2 separate regions of the Mus musculus genome follow, and region 1 is linked to region 2. The links are chromatin loops, found by intact Hi-C in ENCODE. Cell type or tissue: heart. All regions are shown on one strand. Each heading gives the region's core, and the rest is flanking DNA. Links, peaks and the distances in the headings are about the cores only.

Region 1 (10,199 bases), core at 1,079-9,078, 92 kb before region 2:
TGATTTTTTTTTTTTGTAAGTGTGTAAGTGGTTTACACAGAGTAAGAAAGTTGTTAGAAAACTGGAGACCTTTCCAGAATACCTGAAAGCCAGATTTCACTTACTTTCTTTGGAAGATAGTTCCATCAACCAAGTAGAATCAGATTGTCAGATAGCTGGCATTCACTTTACAAACCCCTCTCCATCCTTCTGACTGGTGCCTAAGTTGGAAAGGTAGCTTTTCAGAGAACACAAGCTTCTCCCACTTCAGAGAGCAGCTGCAGAGTTGTGACCTTTTTTCTTGGGAAGTTCCTACACTCTGGAAATCCAAGGTTGGGGCACTTCCTTGTTTCCACCTTTATTATTCATGCAAAATTAGATTTTTTTTTTTCTTTTCGAAAGAAGTGAAAACTTCCTGGAATTGACCCAAGAAAAAATTCATGCCAAGGAACCTGAGGCAAAATTTCGTAAGGTCCCAGATATGCCACCTTGTTTTATAGCAATGGGGAAAGCTAATAGGGACTGTTAAGGAGGAGAAAGAGGTGCCTGTGGTACTTTAAAAAAAAAAAAAAATAGAGCACACAAGTGAAACTAGTAACTAGTTCCTCACTGCCCCCAGCGCTTTGGGCAACCTCTTTATGACTTTAGGGTCTGCATACAAGAGGAGGGAGCAGTTCCATCTAGTTCCCAGAAGAAGGACATAAAATTCCCCGCTCAATCACCTTCAGCAATGTAAGGGTTTTAATTACTGGTCCATGCTCAAAGAAAAGGAGACCTCTGCAAGTGGCTAGAAACCAGAGCACCCCATGCTAGGTCCTTTCCTGCCTAAGGCATGTGAGGCCACATAATGAATTTTTTTACCTTGATCACAAACTTTGTTTTCAATGGTCAAATAGAGTAACTTAATACTGCTGGATGTTTGCCTGTTCTAACACATCACCTTTTGGAGCAACTTCCCACTTCCAGCTGGAGCCTCTATCCTTCCAGTGTTTAGAAGAGCTGATGAAAATTGCTTTAAAATGAAAAAAGAGCCCATGGTTGTTAGTGACCTCAGAACAGGCCTTCCCAGTGCTTCTTAGTCCCGTAAATAACAAAGCTCAAAATCCATCTTTTCTCCATTTAATGTGGTGAGGACCCCTTCTCCCCAAGTTCACAAGGATTACAATGTTCCCTACAGAAGGAGCCATTCAACTTCCTTGGAAGAAAAGATGGGTATGTCACTGTCATCAGGGAAATGCAAATCCACCCTTAGCACAATGGTCACAAACATAGCCCTAGGAAGTGGGGGTGGGGTGGGAAGAAGTTAGAACTCCCATTCATTATGAAGAGAATATGAAATGGTGCAATCACTGTGCAAAAGAGTCTTCCTGTTTGTTAAAAGGCTAAACAGAGTTACTATATAACTTACAATATAATCAAGAAACAAAAACATATCGGGGCTGGAGAGATGGCTCAGTGGTTAAGAGATCTGACTGTTCTTCCAGAGGTCCTGAGTTCAACTCCCAGCAACCACATGGTGACTCACAACCATCTGTAATGGTATCTGATGACTTCTGGTGTGTCTGAAGGCAGCTACAGTGTACTTGTATAAAATAAATAAGTCTTTTTAAAAAATCAGCCTCAGTTACATAAGAAGTTTCAGGCCAACCAGGGCTATATGAAAGTCCATTTCAAATAAACAAACAAACAAACAAACAAACCATATCCACACAAATGTGTGTACATGAATGTTCAATAGCATTATTCATAATAGTCAACAGGTAGGAAAAGCCCAACTGTTTATCATTAACAAACTAACAAATACAGAGTGGTATAACCATGCAAAAAGAAATCATCCAATAATAAAAATGAATGGAGTGCTGGTATGTGCTACAACATAGATGAATTCTGAAAACATACTTAGTGAAAGAAACCACCATAAAATGTTGCATACTGTATGGTTCCACTTATATAAAATATCATGGATAGGCAAACCTAAAGAGTCAGAAAGTAGATCAATGGATGTCCAGATTGTAGAAGGCAATGACTGGTAAGAGGTACAAGCTTTATTTGGGAGCAGGTGGTGAAATAGTTTAAAACTAAATAGCAGTAATAGTTGTACATCTTGTGAACATACTGAAATTCACCGCATTGTATATTTAAAGTGAGTCCAGGCTTGCCCAGGGTAGTGTTGCTTTTGAATGAATATTTCAGGGTGTTCATTTCATAGTACATAGATCAAGGTGAACATGCTAGCTGGCATATGCCTGTCATGCCAACACTTGGGAGTCTGAGGGATGAAGACTGTGAGTTCTAGGCCAGCTTAGACTACATAATGAGACCTTGCCTTGTAATTTTTTTCCAAAGCTGGTCAGCTTGCTATAATACATAAGTCATATCTTAATAAGGCTATTATAAAGTACAGAATTTATTGGAGGAAGAAAGAAGTAAAGAAAGGAAGGAAGAAAAGAGAAATAAGGAGAAAGACTGGATACAAAGTAGACTTATTGGAATGAACACTGAATGATTCAAATTTACACTTCAGTCTTTATTTTTTTTTCCAGTATTTAGGGGAAGGACAATAGGACAATCCTCTTCCTCTACTTGGTCATATTTGCTCATAGAAAACAAATATTTTACAGATAATCATGACCTCCAGGTTCCTTGTAATTCCTGACACTGTCTACCATATCTAAGTGACTCATCTTCCTCTGTCATTACAGCTGCTTGGCTACGTACTGAAAGAGCTATCCTGCAAAGACTAGTCCTGCAGCCTCTGTTGCCACAGAACTCATTGTTGAGATAGTCACTCAGAGGCTGCTGTAACTTCCGTCCTTTAGCTCACCCCTGCTTCATGGTTAATGAGAACTGGCTTCCCTTGAGCAGGCCTGTTCAAACGTTCCCAGCCGACTGTCTAGGGCAAAGAAGAAGTTTCACCTGGCCCTTACCCTTGGGCTTCTTTTACTGGTTTCCTTGTGTTTGGCTTTCCCGTCCTGTGTACATATCTGCTCTACTTGGCATGGCAGATCCCCATCCTTATGAGTGTGCTGGAAGAAGTTATCTCAGCAGTCTAGACGCAAACATCTGCAGGTCTCCCCTCCCTCTCCTCCATCCAAGTCAATTCAAGGTAGATGTTAGACAAAGACAGAAAGAGCTTCTCCTTCCTAGGGTGCTTCATTTCACTTGATCTGCACAGTAACCCTGTCAAGGAAGTACGTTTATCTTTGTCTTTCAAGATGAGGAAATACATTTGGAGGGGAAAGCAATTCATAAAAATCCCGTGGATTTGAACCAGGATTCAAATACAGAACTCTCCAAAGCATTCTTCCTTAAATAATAATCCCTGCAACTTTTTCTGAGCAACTTCTGTGTCAGATGCTATACCTTACTGACTAAATTCATTGATCCTTAAACATTCCAAGATGTTGATAGTAGCATCCAATATAAGAGATGAGAAAACTGAGGTCTAGAATGGTTATATAACTCCATTTTTATTTTTTTGGATTTGGGGTTTGTTGGTTGGTTGGTTGGTTGGGTTTGTTTTGTTTTTTGAGACAGGTTCTTACTTACATCCCAGAATGGCCTTCAACTCAAAGCCCTCCTCTTTCAGCCTGATTGCAGGATTACCTGGATGGTTACATAGCTCCTGAGATTATATATATTTATACCTGAAAGACTGCAAGCTTTGAAGATGTGCCTTTTTTCCTGATAATGGTAAAAGGTAACTGAATGTAGATTAAGGTTAAAGGATTGCCCAAACCAGTTCAGGAAAATATTTTCCCAAATGTGATCAACTTGATCAACATCAATCTACCTTCAGAGCTCTGGTTACAGAAGAAAGCAGAAGACCTGTTTACCTAGCCCATTGCAGGTAGGGGCTCTGTTAGTTGTAGCCAAACCTTTTCCTAACAAATAAGTGAACATATTATTACAAGTTGCTCCTGACCAAGAGTGCAGAGACATTAGGTAGTTTTCCAAAGTCACACAAACACTAAGTGGCTGTAACCTACTATTAGTTGTCCCTTCTATTCTCTTAGTAATTGACTTTTCCAGGTTATGGCTAGCCACATAGCTGCCCCCAAACTTCATCTTTTCCAGGGCTCCTGGAGATTTAGGGGCCATATGTTGACATCTGGGCTATTGGAATATAAGTAGTAGGAAGGGGTGTGGCTGACTTCAAGCTCCTGCTGCCTTCTATTTCCTCTTTCTTCATCCTACTGTTGGTAATGATGAATCACCTCCAATCATGTGGACCAGGATAACTAATGAAGGGCAGCTTGCCAACAGATAGGAGCTTGGGCTCTTGGATGATCTCATAGCTTATAACTCCCCTGAATCCTATGAGCTTGGATGTTTGAGGGAGGGAAAACAAACTTTTATCTAAACCATTATGTTTTAATGTGTCTTGAAGTTCTAGTATCTTTTACATTGGGGGGGGTAATATGTGTGTCTGCGGGTGACAGGGGAGGGGAAAGGTGTGTGTGTGTGTGTGTGTGTGTGTGTGTGTGTGTGTGTGTGTGTGTGTGTATACATGTGTGTAGAGTTCTTAGTTCAATGTCAGGTGCCTTGTTTGATTGCTCTCTACCTCTCTGTGACAAGATCTCTCAATAGAATGGAGGTTACAATCTCCTGCACTGGCTGCAGGATCCTCCTGTCTCTGCCTCTTTGGTATTGATATTACATGCATACCACTGCACCTGACTTTTTTATATGGATGCTAGGGATGAAACTCAGATTCTCATATTTGCCTATCAAGAACTTTATTGACTGAACCATCTCCCTAACTCTTAAAAGATTCAAGTAGAGGCCTAGAATATTAATATGGGTCACCTGATAGAAAATGGATGCCTGGATTCAAATAACAAATTTTTTCTTCATTGATTCATTGCATTCTTGGGTCTATTTTAAGCAAATGATAACTCACCTAGACAAATACACAAAAGACTCTCCTAAAGCAATACGGACCTAGCATTATCAAACTGTTCAACATTCTTTAAATAAAAGCAAAGTTTTTAATGCTATGCTTTTGAAAGCTATTACTTTGGAATGTTGGCTGATGCTATTAAGTTCAAACAAAACAGGTGGGGGGAATCTCTAGAAAGAGGAAATAGAAGGTTCAGAGATCTGAGATGAAGGAGTCTCCCAAAACTTGATGTGGGTGACCATAGCTGAATTGCCCAACAGTGGGCACACATAGGCTCATCCAAGGCCCCAGGCAAATATATAGCAGAGGACAAGGCAGTGAGTGGCCTCAGTGGGAGAGGATAATCTTATAGAGACTTGATGCTCCAGGGAAGGGGTATGCCAGGGGCAGGGGGCACCCTCTCAGAGGCAAAGGGGTGTGGTGTGGGAATGAACTCTGGGAAGAGGCAACATTTGGTCTGTAAATAAATAAAATAAGTTATTAACTTTTTAAAAAGACAAAAGAAAAGATCTACACCCAAGAACTACAGTTTCCCACCTACTTCTGTCCCAGTGTTACCCTAATGCTTAGATTTTAATCAGCTTCCTCACTGCACCCAGATTCAACCAGTACAGAAGCAATTAACCCCGTATCCAATTAAAGTTTCCAAGACTTTCCCCCTGGCAGGTCAAGCATGCCTACTAAACTTTAAGCCAATGGCTTTTGAAGAATAACAGTGAAAAAGCAGAAAACACATATTATTTACAGCCGTCCTCTCATTTATGTGGTATTGCCAAGCGCTTACCTGAAGTTTCAGTGTTTGTCCTTCACCCATAGATTCCTAAAAATTAGGGCAGTCCATATCCACAAAACGAAACTACTCCTAAGGCTTTCTCTACTGAGCACCCTACCAAATTCTTCCTGAGTATCTATACCCAACTCAAAAGTTATCTTCTTTGTGGGGACATAAAGCTCTTTGCCTCTCCCAGGAAAACTAGATTCATCTGAATGGGGTGTCAGCAGAGTTGGTTCTTTCTGAGGGCTGTAAGGGGAGACTCTGATACATGCCTCTCTCTTTCACCCACAGATGTCATCTCCCTTTCGACACATGTTTTTAAAAGTCAAACTCTCACACACATGATTTCGTTTTGCTTGTTTTGTTCTGTTTGGGGAATACCATTGATTTTGGTTAGGGTCAGCTCAATGACCTTATTTTAAATTGAGACCTCAAATAAGAATATTGTGAGCTACTGGAGGATCAGGCCACCCACAAACTCTTTTGCTTATGGGTTGGGGGCACAATTGATGTAATAACAGTGTTACTGGATCACAGATGGAATTATTGTGCTTCCTAAAAGTCTACTACAGTGCTAAGCATGATGGCACATGTCTGAAACCCCAGTGCTTGGTGGCTAAAACACAAGAATTGCTATGAATGCAAGGTTGACTTGGACCATACAGTGCATTTAATGTCAATCCAACTTACATTGTTGGACAGATAGAGGATGCTTGTTCTTCTCAAGGGCTCACGGAACCTCTCTAAAACTTATCATTTAAAAAAAAAAAAGATGCCACACAGCAGCTCTTTTGTTAATATAAAAATGTTTTAAATGGTTTCCTGGATCGTATCAGAACACAGTGTAATAAAACGTTTAAAACGAGAAATCAACAGGGAAAATGATCACACACACTGCACAATCACCTGGAGACTAAACAGTACTCTTCTGAACCACTAAAGAAATCAGGGAGAAGACTAGCAACTCCCTAGAATCTAATGGTAACTTACACTAGCACACAAGCAAACAGAGCCCTGCACACAGCCAAGGCAGTCTGAAGAGGAAAGGCTATAGCTATAAGCAATCACATCCAAAAATCAGAACAATCCCAAATAAATTACTCGGTGATGCACTAGAGGCTATAGAAAAAGAAAAATAGACAACTCTAGTGGATGGTAAGAAATAACAAATTTTAGGGCAAACATCAATTAAATAGTGACTAAAAGAATAATGTATAAAACCAAAGACATGGTTCTTTGAAAAGATTAATGATATTGAAAAGAATCTCTAGTCAAACTAACAGAGACAGAAGACCTGCAGGATAATTTCATCTCCGATATTAGAGATGAAAAGATGCTTGCTACAATAGACCCCCATAGAGTGCAGATCATTAGGGGATCTCTGGGAAAGTATATTCCAAAGAAATCTAGAAATATTGGAAAAATGAGAAAATTTCTAAACTAATATAATTAAACCTAGAAGATAAAAACCATTTAAGCTGCCCTTCCGAGGGAGGGAGGGAGGGAGGGAGGGAGGGAGGGAGGGAGGGAGGGAGGGAGTGCTGGAGAGATGGCTCAGTGGGTAAGAGCACTTGTTCTTGAAGAGGAGCCAGTTTCAGTTCCCAGCACCCACATGGGGACTCACACCATCTATAACACCAGTTCCAGGGGGCCTGACGCCCCTCTTCTGACTTCCTTCCAAGGCCACCAGGCACACACATGGTACACAAACATATGTGCAAACAAAATGTTCATAAAATAAAATAATAAATATAATTAACTGTCCAAAAACAAACAAAAGGTTGAAGCAATCATCTTCCCACAAAGATACTTCCATGACTAGATAGGTTTACGACTCAATTCAAAGTTTAAGAAACAGCTGACAGCAATAGTTTTCACACTGTCCCAGTTGAGAGATCCTCTTTGGTTTGGTTTGGCTTGGTTTTATTTTTGGTTTTGGTTTGTTTGTTTGTTTGTTTGTTTGTTTTTTTAAAATAAAAAAAAACAATGGCTCCCGAGAACACCCAAGATTGACCTTTGGCCTCTACATACATTTGTGCATACATGCACACATTCATTCATTTGTGCAGCAACAGAATTGATAAACTTGCCAGAGAAAGGAAAGGGAAGTAAGCAGATTATTTCTTTACATCCTTTTATCTAAGTTGCCACCAGATAGTTCGGCTCACATTAAGGAAGATCTTCTTTCTTCAAACAATTTGGTCAAGAAAATCCCTTATAGGAACGCCCCCGCAGCTTGGGTTTTAGTTGATTCTGGATGAAGTCAACTAGAAACCAAGGTCAGCCATCACGAAGGATGCTTGAAAAAGCTGTATCTCACTACTCTATAAGCCAGCTAAAATATATGTTAGAGGTGGTGAGATAGCTCAGCACCAAAGATACCTATTGCCAACCCTGATGACCAGAGTTCAGTCCCCAGGGCCTGCTTGGTAGACGAGAGAACTGACTCCTGCAGTTTTTCTTCTGACTTCCACTTGTGTGCTGTCACATGCTCAACACACACACACACACACACACACACACACACACAGAGTATTGTTATTTTTTTTGTTATGAGCCTAGTCTTTAGTGGTTGAGCCATCTTTCCAGCCCCACACATTATTCTTAATTATGAATAATCTCTAAATTTACCTTTAACATATTCTTTCTATGGAGTCACTCAAGGATGGGTCCAGAAAATTAAGACAGTAAACAAAAAAGAAAAAAATTCAGTTGAAGAAGCAACCTAATGGAAAGATGCTGGAAGCATGACCTACAGGGATAGCTTTTCAACAAACCTACAAAGCATAGGTCTCATTTGAAATCTGCAGAACAGAGGCTTAAAATGTAGTTGTCTGAGAAGAGAGTATATAAACAGAAAATCCCACAAATTTCATGTTACCTTTAAAAGCTAGAATATCAGGCTGTAAAATGAAAGACAGCGGTATCAAAGATGAGAAGGGAGAGCCAGTCAGGAATAATAAGAAAAGCCTAGGTCTATCCAATGTAGCAATGTTGCTGTAAAGCAGTAGTGTCTGTTTACATGGTCATTATGTTGTAAGCTCTGTTGATCAATTTCAGTTCTTGGTGCCAAACTATAGGTAAGGCAAAATGCTTGGGTCTAGGTGTAGAACAAGGTTCACATTTTCTTTCTTAATGGAATAGATTAAAGTGAAATATTTTGGGAGGGATAAGGATCAGCAGAGAGATGGAGAAAAGTAGAGGCACATGCGTATGTGTGCATCACAAAGCAAGAATAGAGACAGTGTCAACAGCAGCAGACGGAGACCGTAAGCCCAGTGGGTCATGCTTGGTCCAGGGAGTGACACTATTAGGAGGTGTGGCCTTCTTGGAGTAGGTCTGTCTCTGTTGGTATGTCTTTAAGACCCTTGTCCTAGCTGCCTGGAAGCTATCTAGCAGCCTTCCATGAAGATATAGAACGCTCAGCTCCTCCTGCACCATGCCTACCTGGACTCTGCCATGTTCCTGCCTTGATGATAATGGACTGAACCTCTGAACCTGTAAGCCAGCCCCAATTAAATGTTGTCCTTGGTCGTGGTGTCTCTTCCCAGCAGTAAAACCCTAAGACACTGGACAAATTCGGTTCTTAACAGTGCACATTCAGATGCTCTGAACAGCAGCTGCTAAGAAGGAAATGCATTGGCACAAAGCCTTCTAAGAGAAACCTAGGAAGCAAAGGAGAAGGGGACAGGACAGCAGTGGACAGGGAAAGAAGCCAAACCAACCTCTCTGAAGGAGAAAAAGAGAGGTTGGCTCTGAGAAGTGCCTCAGAACCCAGTGTAGCTCCCAGGACTTGTCAGACTCACAGGGAGTGCCCAAGTAAAAGTTAGCCAGGAGCTCACTGATCCAAAGGCTAGAACAGCACTGGTATCCCAGTACCACTCTGGTATTGGTTGAGAACAGTCCAGAGGTATGTGGTGTAGAGGAAATGCCACAGTGGATCCAAAGAAGCAGCAGCTGGGATTGTCACTCTGCTATGTAGCCATAACAGAACCTCTTAAAAGAACATCTATGTAGCTGCCACAGAAGGTATTGGTTCAATTTTTAAATGAATGGATCCCCTTATTCAGCAGGAGAAGTGAACAAATACATTGGGAACATAGTTTTATAATTATTTTTTGTTTAAAAGACGAGTTCGGTGGTTTTAATGTATTTGGCTCTTTCTTAGGAATCACAAAAATGCAGAGGCAGCCACTTCCTTTTTAAAAAAAGAAAGTCTCCATAGAGAAAGTAGGGATTTACCTGTGACTATAAGGATGGTGACCTCTAAAGAGTGGGTGAATCCTAATCCAGCAGTCCTGGATGTTACATGCCATCATTTGGAACACGAAAAATTCTGTAGAAATCCTCTAACTCTATACCTCTCAAGGTTTTGAACTTCCCACTAACTCTATAAGAGAAGCAAGTAGTAGCTAACGTTCACCATGTACAGTACTGAGAGGAACTGACAAGCAACTGAAAATTGGTTTTCTTTACAATTTTCAGCTAAAGTTTGTATCCTAAAACTTACAAAGTTGGTTGTTGTTGTTGTCGTCGTCATAA
Region 2 (10,199 bases), core at 1,097-9,096:
CCAATCGCAGCCCCCTGAGGTGCTGTCATTACCCTGGTATCTAATTCCACACATTCTTTCATGGCTTTCTGTAGTGCGACTCCTTGCTGCTAGACATTTCTTCTCAGAAGAGGGAAACTGAGGGATTAAGAGGTTTATCAGCAGTTATAAAACAATTTTATGGCAAAACCGAACTCATTCTTGGTCTCTCCAATCAGATAACATACATGTTATTCGTGTTATTTCCAGTGGCCACATATAACATGGAAGAGTAAAGTCATACAGTCATTAACCGCTTTCTCCTTGCAGTGCTATACTGGAGCGTTTAAGGTAGACAGTAGAGCCACAGGGACATCATTTTAGTTCACCAAGATTACACTGTAAATTCAATAATGAGATAAGGCATTCGACCACTAGGATACCACATTCATTATTTCAAAATGCAAACTGCCTACATTACACCTTAACTTCAAAGATATTTGAGACTCAAGGAGATTTTCACCATGACAAAAAGGGTCTTTATTGTTTCACAGTGCATCAAATCCTTGGCATGTCTAATAGTAACTTTCTTAACTGTGAAGATTTTAATCATCTATTCTCAAGATTGGTACACTTTAAGACTGAGTTTTCTATTAGTAAACTAGTCAGGGACTTCTGTTAGCTTAATCCCTCTACACTGTATTTCTTTTCTTCCTTTTTGAATAATATTATACAATAGTGTCACTTAATGTGATACTGCCTCAGAAATGGAGGGCCAGGAAAACCTTAGTAAAAATCCAGACAGTGCTTGCTTACTTACACGACTGTGTTTTTATTGATTCCTTTTACAAGCTGAAAAACACTCCTTCATTTTGTGTCTTTTCAGATAATTTGGTGATTAGAAACATAGAAAACAAGCATGAACTCTTTCTAAATCCCAGAATCAACTTGGTGGCTGGAATATAGGCTGTCCAATGGACAGCAAATACCACTGGGTTTGGTATCACTACGAAAGTTATTTTCCTTAATGTAGATAGTTGCTTGCTTAATTTCTACTGAAAACATTATATATTTCTTCTGAGTCTTTCACGTGCCATTATTCACTGGGAGATGGAGATGTCAGGCGATGTCAGGCTTTCTTGAGAACCTGTGGCTCACAGTCTACCATCTGATGACTATGAAGTGATCCAACAGTGCACTGATCTGTAAGACAATGGCCTAGCAGAAGTACACTGTTTATAAGTAATGAAAAGCTTACATTCTAGCAGTTTTTTTTTTCATCAGTGAAATGGGGCCTTAGTTCCTAGGGTTGTTTTTTTTTCCCCCATCCTGGTTCTTTCTAAATATACTTCCCATATCCTGCTGCAAACTGAAGTCTTTGGGGAAGTACCAGATGTAAGTCAAATGGTCAAGGTGGGGGCTAAGAGAGCAGTAATCAAGGGCTCCCACAGCCTCCACTGCATGGTTTGTGGGTACAGGCATGGAGCCAGGATAACTGCATTAAAGCCTTTAAGTCTGGCTCTCCAGGGACCTCTCCAATCCCAAAGAGGGCTGTCAGGTTACTTATTAACAACTCTACACATTAGCAAAGATACTTACATGAATAGTCTACAGTCTGTTTATTGATTTATTTTTTATTGATTTTATTTATTTATTTATTATTTACTGTCATTTTTGTTGTTATTTGTAGACTTGTTTTGTTTTGTTTTGGTTGGTTGGTTGGTTGGTTGGTTTTTGAGACAGCCCTGGCAGTCTGGAACTCACTCTGTAGATCAGGCTTGGCCTCAAATTAAAAAATCTGCCTGCCTCTGCCTCCCAAGTGCTGGGATTAAAGATGTACACCACCACTGCCTGCATTTGTAGACTTCTGATTCCTCGTGAACAACTATATAAATTATATACATTTTGTAGTTTGGGAATAGTTTCGTTTTTCCTTTGTACATAGATTTCAAACTTCCTATATCTAGAATTCTTTTCATTTCTCCCCAACAGTCTAAAGTATAAAATTCTCTTCATTTTTCTTTTCCTTTTTTTTTTTTTTTTTTTTTTTTTTTTTTTTTTTTTTACCTAGGGTTTGCTTGCTTATTAAGAAACAGGGTATCAATGAGGTGGAGAGGTGACTGGCCTGAACTTCCCGGGCTCAAGTGATCCATCTGTCTCAACTTCACGAGTTCTACATTTTTTTTAAAGGGAAAATATACAAAAGTAGGATCTTTAAATGTTTGGAAAATGCTATTTTCAAGAAAACAGTTAAACACATACACACATTTCACGAAACATCTAAATATTCAAACTTTATAATCCTAAAATGTCTTGTTAACATTTTCTACTCCCTTTGTAGCAGAAATGTTGTTCCCATTTCTTCAAATTAGTTTTATGTTTACTTTCATGTCATGGTAGATTCCACCTGTTGTTAGAATGAACACTTACAGCCGGGCGTGGTGGCGCACGCCTTTAATCCCAGCACTTGGGAGGCAGAGGCAGGTGGATCTCTGAGTTCGAGGCCTGCCTGGTCTACAAAGTGAGTTCCAGGACAGCCAGGGCTATACAGAGAAACCCTGTCCCGAAAAAACAAAAAAAAAAAAAAAAAAACCAAAAAGAATGAACACTTACAGATTACTCTTCCCCCTTTAACGTGTGGCTGAAGAATACCACCCTAATAATCAGAAAAGGAAATTTAATAAGATAATGTAATGTCACGATCAAGCATGTGGTTTTTATTTTTCTGAAACTCCTATGGTCAACAATACCCACTGATAATTAATTTTAACATCAGCATTAAAATAATCTCTTATAAATTCACATTGGATTAACAAGCCAATTATTTCTACGTACTGTCTTGAGAAATTACTGAAATTATAGATTTAGAAATGAAGCATTCCCTCAGCTATCTCGGCCACAATAACACCAGCATGTAACACTTATTTTCTTTTTTCTTCTGCCCCCCTCAAGAAGCAGGGATGTTACTGTGAGGTATTGGTTTATATACTGACCTCTGTCACTTGGGTTTGAAGGACAGTTTCTATTGAGTTTAAAATATCTATCTCCATACATTACAGCTAAATACCTAGAAAGTGTTGTGTAAATTTTAATTTTCAATCCGTTTTTGGATCAAAGAGTTCTTTAAAGATTAGAGAACTGAGTAAACTACTTTAAACGAGTCAGCCTGATATGATCTCTAAAAGCTGCAACAAATCTGACATCTTAATTTCCAGCAAAACTTCTCAGATTTTAGCTAACTTAGAGTTGTTTTCATGTGTCAAGAGTTCAAGAGTGGTCGGTGTTTAAAATAACATCCTCACTCTCCCAATGTGGAGACACTTGCCAGCACTTGGGAGGCAGAGGCAGGAAGCTCACTACAAGTTCAAGGCCACTTTGGTTTAAGTAAGTAGCCTGGGCTACAAGAGGTCTCATAACAACAAGACTCGATTTTGATTGGGAAGTAGCTACAAGATGGAAAAATTCAGTGGCACTTTCAGAGCTGCTGTCTGACTTAGTAGTGGAAGAAAAAGGTATTCTCTTACTGTGCATGATCCAAAGCAAACCAAAGAACAACATGGCTCTAACAGGAGCCTTAGAACAATCAAAAGAGCTACACTTATTTAACACTGTAGGCTTTTCAACGTTGGAACCTATAAGCAGATTTCATGTTCAACGTCTCGAAAGTTTAAATGAACTCTTCCAGCCTTGAACCACAACAAGTGAAAATTTGGAATATGTTATTAACTCCTAATCTTTTTCGAAACCGACTTTACTTTGGGCAAGTAACCATCCCTGTCGCCGCCGCTTTTTATAGACAGAATTTCTGTCTGAAAGATCATCTTTCTAACTCAGTCTGGCTTGATGTTCTGTGTTAGTCACCCTCGTTTCTCTTAAATCTCACTTCTCCCACTATCCTAGTTAACATATATTTTCAGGACTTTTAACCCGGTTCGCTTTCTCCAGCTATGCACCTCTTCGGCAGCTGGATCGCCCTACTTTTTTCCCCTATCGCCCAGGTTCCTCTAAGACTATGCTAAACATTAGACCGAGCACATGACCTCCAGTCATCCAGGATCGCCACACGCCGGCCCTAAACCATGCGATGCCCCAGGCTTACAAATTAAAACCGTCTTCTGGCTTTTCCTCTCCTAGTGAACCTGCAGTGTGGAAATTTAAATTTAAAAATTTTTTAAATAAAAGAACCCGCTCCCTTTTCTCTACCCCCTTGGCCCCGCCCACGAACCCCCCTCAAGCCTCCACGCGAAGCCGCAGGAAACCGGAGGGGGCGGGGCGGTGACGTCACGACGCCGGCGCGTCACGGAACGGCGGCGGCTGCGGCGCTGGCGGTGGCTGCGGCAGCGGCGGCATTTTAGTCTGCGGCGGCAGCGGCTGCGGGGCTGCTGCTCCTCCCAGCATCCCTGGCGCGGCCATTTCAGCCCCATCTTGGCCGAGTGGAGGGAGCTGCAGCCGCTGCTTCAGCAGTTTGAATTTCTGTTTTGTTTTGTTTTGTTTTTTCCCTCCGGAGTCTCCGAGCCGGCCGCGCCGCGGAGAAGCGGAAGGCGCCGCCACCGGTTCCCCTCACGCCGCCGAGCACCTCCGCTCGCTTGCCGTTCCTTCAGCCGCCGCCGCCGCCCCTCACGCGCCTCAGAGCCGCGAGGAGGCCGGGCCCGCCGCCGCCGCGGGTGGCTCCCTGAGGGAGGCCAGACTGCCGGCCTTCCCCGCCCCCGAGCGGGCTTCCGCCGCCACCGCCGGCATGGCCCCCGGACTGCGCTCGGGCTAGAGCCCGGGACGGAGGGCTGCCTCCCGCCGCGGACCTCCAGCCCCGTCCGTCAGGAAGCGCCGGTCCCGGCCTCGCCGCTCCGCCTTCTTCCTCCGCGTCGCCGCGCGGGAGCAGCCGCGGGACCCGGCCAGGAGAGCCCGAGCGGGGCAGAACCGCCCCTCACGCCGCCGCCGCCGCCTCCTGCGCCCTGCGCTCCACCCCCAGCCGGGCCTGCTGACCGCGCCGAGCGCCGGGCTGGACTGACCGCGGAGGCTGAGCTGTTGGAGCAGCCGGCCCGCCCCTGGACCACGCTCGGGCCGTCGCTGAGGAGTTGAATTGAGGCACCCCTGCCGCGGGAGGTGAGGAGGGAGGAGGAGGATGTCGCGCCGAGACGCCGGCGCCCAGAGCAGCCCGTGACTTGGCGGCGTGGGCCGTAGACCCAGGCGCGAACTCGGACTTTGTCTTTGGGGGCCCGTGCTCGGCCCTTCTCGGTTTCCGGTGGGGTCCCAGAGGAGCCTCTGCCCTCCAGCCTCTTCCACCATGTCCAAGATGCCGGCCAAGAAGAAGAGCTGCTTCCAGATCACCAGTGTCACCACGGCTCAGGTGGCCACCAGCATCACCGAGGACACCGAGAGCCTGGACGACCCGGACGAGTCGCGCACGGAGGACGTGTCCTCCGAGATCTTCGACGTTTCCCGGGCCACGGATTACGGCCCGGAGGAGGTGTGCGAGCGTAGCTCCTCGGAAGAGACGCTCAACAATGTCGGGGATGCGGAAACTCCCGGGACCGTGTCCCCGAACCTCATCCTGGATGGGCAGCTGGCAGCCGCTTCAGCTGCGCCCGCCAACGGAGGCGGCGGTGGCGTGTCGGCCCGGAGCGTGGCGGGGGCACTCGCCCAGACCCTGGCGGCGGCCGCCGCTTCGGTGTCCACTCCTGGGCCGAGTAGTGCAACTCCATCTCAGCCCCCTGCCACTTGTAGTTCGCGTTTCCGCGTGATCAAACTAGACCACGGGAGCGGGGAGCCGTACCGGCGCGGCCGATGGACGTGTATGGAATACTACGAGCGGGATTCGGATAGCAGCGTCCTCACCAGGTCCGGGGATTGCATTAGACACAGCAATACTTTGGAGCAGACTGCGGAGCGGGACAGCGGCCTGGGAGCCACCGGAGGGTCGGTGGTGGTGGTGGTGGCCTCCATGCAGGGGGCGCACGGGCTGGACTCGGGAACTGACAGCTCCTTGACTGCTGTGTCACAGCTACCCCCGTCGGAGAAAATGAGCCAGCCCACTCTCGCCCAGCCGCAGAGTTTCAGCGTCGGGCAGCCGCAGCCTCCACCGCCCGTAGGTGGGGCTGTGGCTCCAAGTTCGGCGTCGCTGCCGCCGTTCCCGGGAGCGGCGACCGGGCCGCAGCCAATGACAGCAGCCGTTCAGCCAACCCAGCTCCAGGGAGCCGTGGCCGGAGGCGCCCTCCCCGGGCCTGTCGGTCAGGGGCTGCCGCCGCCGCCGAATGTCAACCTGGCGCAGCCTGTGGCCCTGGCAGCTCAGCCCGGCCCGGCCGGCGGCTCCTCGTTGTCACAGCAGTTCGCCTATCCCCAGCCTCAGATACCACCCGGGCATTTGTTGCCGATGCAGCCATCCGGCCAGAGTGAGTACCTGCCGCCGCACGTGGCCCTGCAGCCGCCAAGCCCTGCGCAGCCCTTGTCTACCAGCGCTAGCGCCACCTCTGCTTCCGCGGCCAGCTTTCCTCTGGGGTCTGGCCAGAGCGTCTCCTCCTTGGGTGCCCAGATGATGGGCGCCTCCGCCCAGCCCAGTGAAGCTGTGGCCCCGGGTCCGGTTCCTGTAGGCCAGGCCGCTCCTTGTCAGCCGGCCGGAGTGGCCCCAGCTGCTCTAGGAGGCGTGGTGCAGCCAGGCTCCGGGCTTACTGGGGTTGGGCAGCCCCAGCCCGTGCAGCCTCCGCAGCAGATGGGTGGCAGTGGTCAGCTGCCAGCCGTGCCTGGTGGTCCTCACACCGTGGTGCCCGGAGTTCCAAACGTGCCTGCAGCGGTACCCGTTCCAAGCGTGCCTAGTGTGCCCACCACTTCTGTTACTATGCCAAATGTACCCGCGCCTCTGGGCCAGTCTCAGCAGCTGAGCAGCCATACGCCAGTCAGCCGGAGCAGCAGCGTCATCCAGCAAGTTGGTTCACCCTTAGCTCAAGGCACACACAGTGCACCAACAAGTCTACCACAGTCTGACCTAAGCCAGTTTCAGACTCAGACCCAGCCTTTAGTCGGGCAAGTTGACGATACTAGAAGAAAATCAGAACCCCTACCTCAAGCACCACTTTCTCTCATTGCTGAAAGTAAGCCTGTTGTGAAGCCTCCAGTTGCAGATGCCCTGACAAACCCTCTTCAGTTAACACCTATGAACAGTCTGGCCACCTCTGTATTCAGCATAGCTATTCCTGTTGATGGTGATGAAGACAGGTATGTACATTTTTTTAAATTTTGAATATCTGATAGAGTTGCTTGCCCCAAATATCTTAAGATGCAGTTTGGGGAGTTTGTTTCCACTTAGGGTCTTTATTTTTAAAACTTAAATTTGGTAAAAATCAATTCAAAGTTTTGAAGTAAGGAGACAAAAGTCACGGGATTTTTGTTGTTGTTGTTTTGTTTTTGTTTTCTTTTTAAGCAATTAAATGGATAGTGATTCAACATGATTGATGTATTTCAGCTTAATAGTTTGAAGATGAGAGCTGGTATTGCCCCCCCCCCCTTCAGTAAGAAAGAGGGTCCCTTTCTAAGGTAGTAAATTACTTTTTAATGTTTATGGTAGAGTTTTGCCTGAGTTGGTAAGACTGAAAACCAGAAAGCCTTTTCCTGGGGGCAGGGAAGTGATGGAATAGAAGCAGTCTCCATCAGTGAATTTGGAAGACTGGAGAGAATGATAAAATGTGAAGTCTAGCTTTGACTATCCCTAAGTGAGTCTATAGAAGGGGGTCGTGAGAATTCCCAGTAACTTTTCAAAGATAATATTTTTGTTTAAGCAAAAGAGGAAAAAAAGCAAAGAAAAAGTACTGGGAAAATGGATGTTCTCCTATCAGTCTTTAGTGTAGGAAAGGGAGGTGTGGAATGCTTAAACAGTAGTAAAAACTAGAGTTTTGAAATGTCTGTAACCAACTCCCTCTACCTAGAGTGTAAGGATTGCTTTTTTAATAGTTTAGGTAAAAATTAGTGTATTACTACACTATTCAATAGTGGTGGTGTTTGGTTGTGGCCTACTTAGGAATTGTAGGGGGTTTTTTGGTTTGTTCTTTAGGAGCTGTCACATAGACCTTTGACATTACATAATTCCAACCTTGTTAAAAACTTAATTGCAGTTTAACACTACATTAAAAATTACAGGGAAAGAGTTGGGTATCTTCTTACATTGTATGTTTTTGAGAGAGGTTAATTTTAGGAGCTAAAAGGGTCAGAATTTGGTATGATCTAGAATCGTTAGTTATGTAGAAGACTACCATGAAATAATAAAGCTTCTCTTCAGCATTTTAGACTCACACAGCCTTAACTTTTGACTTCCAGTTATCCTTGTTTTATTTTATATATATATTTCTGCTAGTTTAAAAATGCTGACTGGAATTCATTCATCACTGTTTTTTGTGATTCAGAATTCATGATTTTTGTAGTCAAGTTGTGGGAAATCTGTTGCACTTGAGAACTCAGTGTTCTTAAGTGTGCTAGTCGGCCAGCCGGTCACTGAAACATTTAGTGGGATTAAAAAAAAAAAGAAAGAAAGAAAACTGACTTCATGAGCAACTCAAAACAACAACAACAAAACCCCCTCTGTTCTCTAGTTGCTCCTATTTTCAAGGGTAGGGCCACATATAACAGGAAGGTGGAGTTTACCTTTCACCTTTGATGGTGGTCAATAGCACCTTATCTTTTCTAGCTAGCAGCAACCTCTATTTTCTAAGTAAGTTATCTTTCACTTACCCTCTTTGATCTATACACTGTCCTGTCTCTCTTCAATTATGACTTTTCCCCAATCTCTTCTTTTACACATAAAACCTATGACTGTGAATGGAAAGTACATCTTTCCTCTTCACACACTTTACAGTTTACAACGTCTACAGTTACAGTCTTCAGAACTTAAAAGTATAATTATATATTATTGAAACAGAAATCTGTTGGCAAATGGAAACTCTGAAACATATTCCTGTTGAATATTTCTACAGATGCATACATTTTTCCTTACTGTAGAGAAAGTTAGTAATCTCAGAAATCTTACTTCCAAATATGAATGTTTTCACTCCAGATAGTGCTATGTCATTGTTCTTGCATCAGTTGGTCCTTTTCAAGGGTTTGATTGTGGTAGCCCCATTTTAAATGTGCCACTTTACCCCAGTCTTAAATTCTGCATTGCATATTTATCGGTTTTTCCGTTTTTTAATATGCTAGTTTCCAAGATGTAATCTTAACACACTTGATGTTTTGTCACTAGACCAACACACCTGGTGAAGGAATGATCCATTAATTAGAAATAGGGTTTGGTTTTGTTTACTTGTTTGTTTTAAAGGAAAGTCTGTGTAAAGAGGTCATTCTGAAGTTTACACATGGGAATAATAGTTTTCCAGGCACATGTTTAAATTACCCAGATGAATAACTTAATAGAAACAATACTAACTAGAAACATTACTTTTAATATAATTTGAGGTTAACTTTCTTAAAATCTGCAGTATCATTTATAATACTTCAAATAAAATATAAATTGGAGAGTTCTTGAGGAATTAATGTCTTAAACTTTCTGAATAGGTTAACACATTTAGATCCTAAGGAAATACTTGTAAATACTCATTTTTTGTTAAAATTCCAAATTTAGTAAACAGGTCTTAGTTCTTTTGTTTTTAAACAAAATGAAAGAAGGTGGGAAGTTAACAAAAGGTGGGTTTTAGGTTCCTACATTGGAAGTCTTATCACGGTTTGATTCCATATAAAGGCTAATGCGGAGTCCTTATCATTGTCTGTTGACCCTATATTATTAAGTAATCAAAGAGTGAGATTTTTCCAGCCATTTTGATTGGAAAAATTTATGGCTACACATTAAGACTTCTCACATTGAATTTGTATAAACTGGTGATTATAATGATGATTGATAAGGAATTATGTAGCCACTTTTATAGTGAACATTACAAACTTTGCTTAAACTGCCTGTATGTTTAACAGTCTGCTTTACTGTAAATGAGAGGACATATAAACTATCACTGGCCCTAAATGGAGCACAGTACAGATTGTTTTCCATAAATAACTGACCAGTGTTAACTCAGAAGGTAGCATTCCTGGAACTCATGAATGGCTATAATTGTGAACTGTCAACTGTGTGACAGTTGAAAACCTGATTATTGTAAGGATCCCTTAGTGACACGTTACTTAGTATTGTTAGTTTAATTTGAATAGTTTGCTAATGTCTAGTAATGTTGACTGGCATGTGTTGGTATGTGCTGTAACAAATTTGTCCATATATA

Evidence for each region. Peaks named below come from ENCODE experiments on the same cell type or tissue, not always from the same donor. Only the 100,000 strongest peaks of a DNase experiment are listed, where the experiment ranks them.
Region 1: it touches region 2 in a loop (2.7-fold over the local background); 3 of 42 quality-filtered maps call a loop at or near these places.

What each region holds. Positions count from the first base shown.
Region 1 is chr3:58,318,309-58,328,507 of GRCm38, forward strand. No RefSeq gene overlaps it. Among named protein-coding and RNA genes, the nearest start is that of Gm32847, 22 kb to the left of the region's middle. In heart, for the core only: no CTCF peak of the experiment used is centred there; no DNase peak of the experiment used is centred there.
Region 2 is chr3:58,410,450-58,420,648 of GRCm38, forward strand. Tsc22d2 (TSC22 domain family, member 2) reads left to right here and starts at 4,271. Exons shown (of 4, transcript NM_001081229.2): 1 at 4,271-7,164. The coding sequence starts at 5,240. In heart, for the core only: a CTCF peak has its summit at 6,035; DNase peaks (open chromatin) are centred at 4,242, 4,892, 6,032 and 6,572; H3K4me3 peaks cover 5,767 bases; H3K27ac peaks cover 5,066 bases.